3 separate regions of the Homo sapiens genome follow, and regions 2 and 3 are each linked to region 1. A link is a contact called in ENCODE Hi-C or POLR2A ChIA-PET data. All regions are on one chromosome and are shown on one strand. The core of a region is the stretch at or near the end of the contact, and the rest is flanking DNA. Distances in the headings are between cores, read along the strand shown. Region 1 overlaps LOC107985809 (a long non-coding RNA gene). Region 2 has its middle 15 kb from the start of SRBD1. Region 3 overlaps SRBD1 (S1 RNA binding domain 1).

Region 1 (2,738 bases), core at 88-2,587:
TTATATCACCTACGGTGCATCTGCTATTCAGTAAATGCACAGACAGCAAAGCATATAGCTGTGTTGCCTCTTGGGTCCCAATAATGAACTCACATGATATTTTGCAGAAAAGGATACTCAAAAGAGAGAATTGGCCAAGAAAGAGGAAAGTGCAGCAAAGAAAAAAAAGTGATAATAATGGAAGTAAAATTTTAATCCAACATCGAAGGAGTTTATAGAATAAATGACCATGGGAATATTGACTTTGCCATTATTTGAAAGACTGTATGCAGCTGAAGAAATTCAGTGAAGGTGAATTTAGTGACATAAATGAGAGTGGTTGTGATGAAAAGGATAATGATGTCTTAGTCCATTTTGTGTTGCTATAATGGAATACCTGAAGCTGGGTAATTTATAAAGAGGTTTGTTTGGCTCATGGTTCTGCAGGCTATACAAGAAGCATGGCTCCAGCATCTGCTTCTGGTAAGGGCCTCTGGCTGCTTCCATTCATGGTGGAAGATGAAGGGAGCCAGATGTGTATGAAGATCAGTTGGCAAGAGAGAGGAAGCAAGAGAGAGAGAGAGAGGGGAAGTGCCAGGCTCTTTTTAACAACCAGCTCTCCTGGGAACTAATGGAGGAAGAACTCACTCATTACCTTGAGGACAGCACCAAGCCATTCATTAGGGACCCACCCCCATGACCCAAACACTTCCCATTAGGCCCCACCTCCCACGTTGGGGATCAAATTTCAACATGAGATGTGGTGGGGTCAAACAAACCAAACTATATCCATGTCCCAGAGGAAGTGAGACCAGCAAAAATCTTCCCATGAAAGGAAACCTCAGAGATTCTTTTCAATATTGAAAGCACAAATAAGAAAATGTTGGAAGCTGATCCAAACTTAGAGAACATAGAACAGTTTGCAAGGCATATAAAAGGGGCTTACTCTGTATCATAAGTTCTACAATGAGAAGCCAGCAAGCACTGTTTACACTTACTAGGTTTTTTTTTTTAAACAAAGAAACAAAACATTTTAATTTTCACGCTTTTAATGTTTTAAATTATAGTGTATTGAGTAAATATTGGTTTTACTATAGTTTTCAATTCACTATACTTTTATAACTGAGGGTAAGAGTGTTTTTAATGTTTGACAAAATTTTTAAAGGTCACAGAACAATTATAATTCTCCCCCATGATTGTTAAGTTTGCCTTGCAGGGTTTCAGCTTATACTTCATTTTTACAGTCCCCTACTTCCGTGCTGTCTGCATCTAAAGTTAGATACTGCTAAACGGTTGCTGCCTTCATGATTATATTGGCTCAGGAAGTCCAGAGAGAGAGCAAGAGAGAGGAAGTGACTGAGAACTGGGAGGTGCCAGGCTTTTCTTAACAACCAGCTCTCACGGGAACTAATTGAGCAAGAAGCACCAAGCCATTCATGAGGGATCTGTTGACTCTTCCATTGCTCTTTCTCCTCAACCATCAGATGAGAACCTGGCTGAAGAAAGTCTGAGACAATAAGAAGTTGTAAACATTGAGAGAAGGGAAGGTCCTGAGCTGGCTGGCCTTACCCAAAGAACATTCTAAACATTCTACCTGGAGCAAATAAATCTGCAAACCACAGGCAACGTGGCTGGTGGAAATTTGCAAATGCTTTCCTAGCATCTTCAAATGCTTGGCATTTGGTGGGATCTTTCAAATCCCACATTGAACTTCACTGACAATAGAAGAGACAGAAAGTTTCTGGGCAGGTTCAAGATCCTAAAACGAACCCCACCCTCACCTTACTCTCAAAAGAAGACGTCTGCAGAGGGTGGTCAAAGGCTTAAAGCACAGACTGGTTCTGAATTTCCAACTGTCTCTCATTTCTCAGGTGAACCAGTCAATCTAAAGCATTTATTTTATGCACAATCTGGGCAAAATGGAGGTGTGTGAGTTAGGGGGAAGCTTCCTAGCTGAATGGTTTATTGTGTTCTGGTTTACTATGTATTATGTTTATTGTGTAGCTTGCAGTATAATTTGAAGTCAGATGATGTGACAGTGGGGCTGCAAATAGCTTAGCAGGCAAGCTCTGCGTCAAACTGCTACCTTGAATCTGAGGGACCCTGGTTACTATCCAGAGTTACTGTCCTCCTCATACCTCAGTTGCCTCATTTGTAAAATAAAGATAATAATATCTACTTACACAGTTGTGAGGGTCCACAAGTCATAAGCTATATAAAGCCCTTTGCAAGTCTCTGGCATATAGTGACTGCTCTATAAATGATTGTTATTAGAAAACAATTAGTGGGGGGAGGAGGGGAAGTATTCACATTCATGCAGAAAGTTCCAGAGAATCAGATTTTCACCACCCTCTAAATAAATGAATTCAATCATAAATTGTGCGGTACAGAGAATTTGTGTTGGTTGCCAGTATAAAGAATTGAACATCAAAGCCATTATTGGTCAGCAGACCTCTATGCCCAGTGGACACTTTACAGGACCACCTATCTGTGGGCTCCCACTTCCTCCTCACCAGAATTAATTGTTCTCATCTTAATGAGACACCAGTGAGTTAATTATTTGTAATAACAAGGAGCTTCCCTTCATCTCTCTTCGCCAACAGGGGGTACATTGGTGGCTATTTTATTTATAGGGATGGGGGCATTCAGATCCTCTCCCAACCCTCCTCACCCTTCCTTCTTTTTTTTTTTTTAATCAGGAAAGTGCTTTTGTGAGAGGGCTGGCTAGGGTTAACGGATGATCTGTTGGGGGAGATGGA
Region 2 (2,738 bases), core at 162-2,661, 490 kb after region 1:
TAATATGCACACTTGAAGAGACACTGACAAACCTAAGTATGTCCCAAGAAGGACAGCCAGGAGGGCACTAGGTTTGAAGTCCTGTCACATGTGGAATACACTTGAGGTGGTAAGTAGGGCGGGTCTAATGAGGACCTGATGGCTGTGTACAAGTATCTTCCAGCCTATGAAGGAGTGGGCAAACCTTCTGTATGTGATTCCAGGAGGCAAAATAATGGTGAAAGTAGCTTTGGGTTCTTATTTAGAAATCACTTTCTAACAGTTATAACTGACCCATGTGAGAAAGGGGCCCAGAAAGAGATTTAACAGAAGGGTCTCATCTGAGGCTTGATGATGCTGTCAGAAATGTTGCTGCAGAGGTCCCTACATGGGAAGAAAAGATGTCTCCGTACGGATCTCAGGGTTTGGGATTCTGTTTTAGGATACTCCATCTGCAATTCAGAGTGGATCACAGCTAAGCTCTTAGCTTAAATGGATATAAAGAGATGTTCCTTCTGCATGAAACTACAAGGTATTGGAGTTCAGGATCTCTGCCCAGTGCTGAAGCCTGAACAAAAATGTGACAGCTTACCCACCCACCTTGTGGGGTGAGGATTTTCACAATTATGTTATTCTACATCTTCACCAACCTCTAACATTTTCTATGTGTTTTCACATACCTTCTCTGGTTTGAGACCAACACTGTGAGTAGGTGGCAGGAATGACTTGCCTCTTTTGTATAGAAGAGGACTCTGAGACTCAGAGCCATTAAGTGATTCACTTGGAATCACACAGCTGGTAACTAACTAGTTAGGCAGGGACTTGGTGCCTGGATCCTGTTCATGTTCTAGGAGAAATGTCACAGGAAAGCTGAACTTCAGGTGAATAGATCTTGCTTGGAAGATGACCAGAAGAGTCTTTGGGAAACTTTAAGCCTAATTAGAGCAAATGAACCAGTGAAGGAGATACTAGTCTCAATCTGTATTTACAACATGCCTTTCCAGAGACAGCCTTCCACCTGCCTTTTCTGAACCAAACTTGTTAATTGAAGGAATAAGTGTGTGGTTGCTTGATTTGAAAATCAGACACTTAGACAGTTTCCTTTACTGGAAAAAAAAAAAAAAACAACAACAACCAGTTATCTTCTAAGGAAGATAAGGGGCAGTGAGAAGGAAGTGTGATTTTCTGAAACTGTGGGGGTGCAAGAGAAAAATTGGTGATAATAACCGGGAAAGTGAGTGTTTAAAGCCTTATATTCCCTGTGGTAAGCTGAACCTTTTTCTCTTAAAAGCTTAGCTTCTGCTCACTGGGTAATTTCTTATAAATATTTGGAGGGAAAGGGAGACTCTGGCTTTGTTCCTAGTTATGCCACCCCTGAAAGCTAATGGCCCAGTTCAAACAGGGTGAGTATACCTTTTCCAGGATAATGTGTCCTACAGGCTGAGGGAGGGTGGATTGGGGGAATGGGGGAACTAGAATAGGAAAAGTAAATAGAGCAGCCTCCTTTTTCAAATAAACTTTTGGCTCACACCTGCACTGGTCACTAGGCCTGGGTAGAAACGAGCCCGAAAGCCCGAGATAGGCAAATACTCTCGTTATCTTTTCATCTCTGAGTGATCAGTGGTCCCGAGGTAACCTAGGAGCCCAGGTCTCCAGCGAGCCATGTGAAAGCTCTGTGTCATTTCATACACAGGGTGGTATTTCTTTCTTAAACAATCACTCCAGACTCATTTCATCAGAGTTAGTTCCTCCTTTCCAGGGACTCTGAAGATATTTTTCTGCTGTCTATGGGGAAAGAATGATGGAGAAGCCTGAACCCAAAGGTTCCCTCATTCATCCTTTGCCTTCAACCTTAAACCTTTTCTAAGGAGGCAGAAATTCCTAGCGTGAAAAACATGGGATTTGGAACCCAATAGAGCACCAGGAATCCTATTTCCATCACTTACAAGATGTGTGAATATAGGCACATTATGTCCTTCTGGGGCCAGTTTTCACATATATAAAACAGAATACTACGACTACTTACTTCATGAGATTCTTGTGAGGATTGGATGAGATTGTGTATGTAAAACATCTAACATGGGTCCGGGGTCATGACACTTGCACAACAAATATTATTTCCTTTGCTTCCACCTTCTACTCCTAGCTCTGCCAGAATCTCCAACTATGTCAGTTACCTGAGCAGATTCACCTAGAGGAGTGAATCTACCAAATGTCCCGTTCTTATGGAAGCCTAAAAGCTCATAGAGAGACATTCCTGAGTTTTACTCCCAGGAAGGAGAAATGTTTGTACTGAACAATCCACTGTACTGTTTATCTGGCTTTTGTGTGTCCAAGGGCATGCATTTGAAGACAATTGACCAAGATGAGGGGCACTATCTCTAGCTAGGACCAGGATAAAATGTGTGGTGAGGAGAACTTATGAATTTGTGTTTAGCTATGGAGCAAGGCACAGGCTAACCGGCCCTCTTACAGTCAAAGTTGGGATGCTAAAGAAAGACTCCAAGCAAACTTGCAGAGTCCACGAGCTCCTCTTTCTGACCCCCAGACTCCCCTTTTTGGATCTTTATTTCTTTTAAGCCCTCAGCAAGCCCATGCCCTCTGAATTAGCTTCCCATGGCTGCTGCAACAAATTAACACACAATGGGAGATTTCAAGAAACAGAAATTTGTTCTCTCACAATTCTAGAGCCCAGAAGTCCAAAGTCAAGGTGTCAGCTGGGCCTTCCCCCTTCCAGAGGCTGAAGGGGAGAAACCTTC
Region 3 (2,738 bases), core at 88-2,587, 340 kb after region 1:
GGCTGTCTCAAACTCCTGGGCTCAAGCAATCCTCCTACCTCGGCCTCCCAAAGTGTTGGGATTACAGGTGTGAGCCACCGTGCCCAGTCTCAATGAATTTATTGTGCATGTCTTCTTAGGTTCATTTTAGAGAATTTTTCTAGGCTATATACATTCTGCAACAGAATTGCTGAGTTGAAGAGAATTCTCATCTCCAGCTCTGTTAACTTCCAGTGCTCTCCAAAGTGGTGGTACCAATTTATACTGCTATAAATAATGTACAAGATTCCAAGTGTTCCACATGCTTGCTAACATCTGAATTATCAGACTAATTTTTGACAGCCTGAAGGGTTTATGGCTTTAGCATGCATTTCCTCCATTCATGGTAAGAGAGAGAAATTTTTTCATAGCTTTATTATTCTTTTGTATCTCCTCTTCTGTGAACTGCCTGTTCATAGCCTTTGCCTGTTTTTCTCTGGAATTGTCTTTTCATGTCTTGATTTGCAAGAGACCTTTACATATTCTGTATCATTTATAGTTTATGTGTTGTAAATATAATACCTTCTCCCTGTCTATGGATGGTCTATATATTGTTTTCTGACTGAGAGATGTTTTAGATTCTAATGCAGTAGAATTTACTAATCTTTTCTTTCATGATAGTATTTTTAATGTTATATATAATTTTTTAAATGATCATATAATTATTAGTTTTAAACACTGAAAGTAACTTAAAGTTTTAGAAACTGTAACAGTGATTTCTGTGCTAACACGAAAACTAGAAGGTGAACTTGAAACTGAAATGGATCTAGTTTCACTGCCAAGGTCAATGACATACACAGAGTAAGCAAACAAAAGATAAAGGAAATTAGATATGTCATTTTAATTTAAGGCATTATTGGTAAAAGGTTCTTCAAATCATGCTATCATTTCACATTTCTTTTAAAGATAAGTAATGGTGTTACACTAGGTTATGTGTGTGTATACATGGCTTATTACATTGTTGGTGATTTCCAGGAACTTGAGAAAACTAAAGCTAGTATTTCAACATAGGAAGCATAATTCATCCTGAAGGGAAAAATACCCAGAAAAGAAATTTTAAAACTTGAAATTTAAGGAATAAATAGCAAATTCTAACACATGAGTTGGGTTCATACACCTAGTCAAGGTCAATTACTTGTTTTCCTTCAGTTAGGTCTCTGCTTTGTCACAAGTGAATGAAATATCTGAATTGCAAGGCTAAGTCTGAATTTCACTCATAATACCCTGTAAAGCAAAGATTCAGTACAGCCCATATCCTGGGCCTTAGAGTCAAGGGACAACATTGCAAAACCATTTTGGCAGAGAATTCACCTGTGTAAATAATGTCTCAGTTTTAGAACAATTTCCTCTGTTTCACCTTTGTGTTTTCTCTATTTCAAAATACTGCTTTTGTGTATGGGGCAAAAATCCAAACAAAAGTCACCTAGGTGACCGGGCATGGGACAGACTCTTTTCTGTATCCCACTTTACTATGATAATTAAGGAATTAAAATGTTTTAAAAGATTTGAGCAAACACTGTAGAACAGGCAAGAAACCTTACTTTATTTAGACCTAAACTAAAACTCCATTTAATAATCTCTACATGTTGACTATAAAACAGTTTGTTTTTTATTTTTTTGATTTGTTTTTACATAGAATTGATTCCACAGAGCAGGAATGAAAGAAAATGCAAATTCCCACCTTTGAGGTTTTACTGTGAAAAATTTCCGCTGGGAAGATGATTTTCCTTTTACAGTAATTATTCATTATCCACAATAATGAAGAATAAAGATGGCCTGGATATAGAATCCAATAACAGTTCCAAAAACTTATTTTGGCCAACCATTTCATTCTCTATCATCACCAAATGATCTAACAGAGAGGCACAAAGGAGGAAAGAGCACTGTTCTGAGTCTTTCCTACTTTACTGTGTGTGTTCATTACCAAATGGAGGTGTTAATGAGCATGAAAGTACCGAAAACACAGTCCAAAGAAGAAAAAATTATCAAGTAAATCCAATGTATTTAAGTTGAGCTTTCAGGATATGACAAGGCCAAGCTAAACCACCATTCCCCACGTCCCAGTGAACTCAACAGAGCCAAACCTGCATCATCCTGCTCTCACTCTGGAGTGTTTTCTTGGGAGTAACATCAAGTCACTTTCCAGCAAAGTCTTTAGGGGTCAGTTAGGGATATGTTGTCATTTGACCACACTGGCTGCCTCTCTCTCCAGAAATAATGACAGGCATGTGTTTTTAAAATCACCTCTCCCCATCTCCTAAGACAAGGATTGGAACGCTGCCTTTAGCATTTTAGCTGTTATTAAACCAAAAGTATTTTAGTTTCTATTGAAATAATATTATAGCTTCTATTATTTCATCTATTTAACATTCTCTCTTTGAACAGCTTTCATTTTTTAAACAGCAATGTTTGTCCATCTACTCATATCTTAAATCAAAATGAAAATAAGTATTAAGTTTATACTGAAAGCACTTAGAAGTCCAGACTAAAAATAAATTCAGTCCCACTCTGATTGTAAGGGAAATCTATTAATGGCTATACATTTTACAACAAATTTTTCCTAATACATATTCACTATAGGGAGTTTGAAAATCAAAAAGTGAAAAAAAATCACATCAACAAGTATCAGTCACCTGCTTAGTTTTTTTTCTTCAATGTAAACACATGCCTACATTTTTAAAACACAAATTGTTTTTATTCTAGAGCAACAACTTTGTTGA

What was found. A loop is a pair of places that touch in the nucleus more often than their neighbours do. ChIA-PET counts read pairs that join two places held with the same protein, here RNA polymerase II (POLR2A). Pooled maps may share reads with other maps.
Region 2: POLR2A ChIA-PET joins it to region 1 with 12 read pairs in AG04450. The contact joins two enhancer-like sites. A Hi-C loop is called at or near these places in 2 of 50 pooled maps. POLR2A ChIA-PET finds 5 or more read pairs at or near these places in 3 of 52 experiments (AG04450, PC-3 and WTC11).
Region 3: a map with no recorded cell type shows a loop between it and region 1 (2.3-fold over the local background). The contact joins two enhancer-like sites. A Hi-C loop is called at or near these places in 1 of 37 single-sample maps with no recorded cell type and 1 of 50 pooled maps. POLR2A ChIA-PET finds 5 or more read pairs at or near these places in 1 of 52 experiments (BJ).

The regions. Positions count from the first base shown.
Region 1 is chr2:45,133,579-45,136,316 of GRCh38, forward strand. The region is part of intron 1 of LOC107985809 (a long non-coding RNA gene); the gene reads right to left. Among named protein-coding and RNA genes, the nearest start is that of LINC01121, 120 kb to the right of the region's middle. Within about 2 kb of position 1,338, at least 2 of the 41 ENCODE cell types and tissues checked have a DNase peak (open chromatin) inside an H3K27ac peak, as active enhancers do.
Region 2 is chr2:45,625,325-45,628,062 of GRCh38, forward strand. No RefSeq gene overlaps it. Among named protein-coding and RNA genes, the nearest start is that of SRBD1, 15 kb to the left of the region's middle. Within about 2 kb of position 1,412, at least 2 of the 41 ENCODE cell types and tissues checked have a DNase peak (open chromatin) inside an H3K27ac peak, as active enhancers do.
Region 3 is chr2:45,468,599-45,471,336 of GRCh38, forward strand. The region is part of intron 16 of SRBD1 (S1 RNA binding domain 1); the gene reads right to left. Among named protein-coding and RNA genes, the nearest start is that of SRBD1, 140 kb to the right of the region's middle. Within about 2 kb of position 1,338, at least 7 of the 41 ENCODE cell types and tissues checked have a DNase peak (open chromatin) inside an H3K27ac peak, as active enhancers do.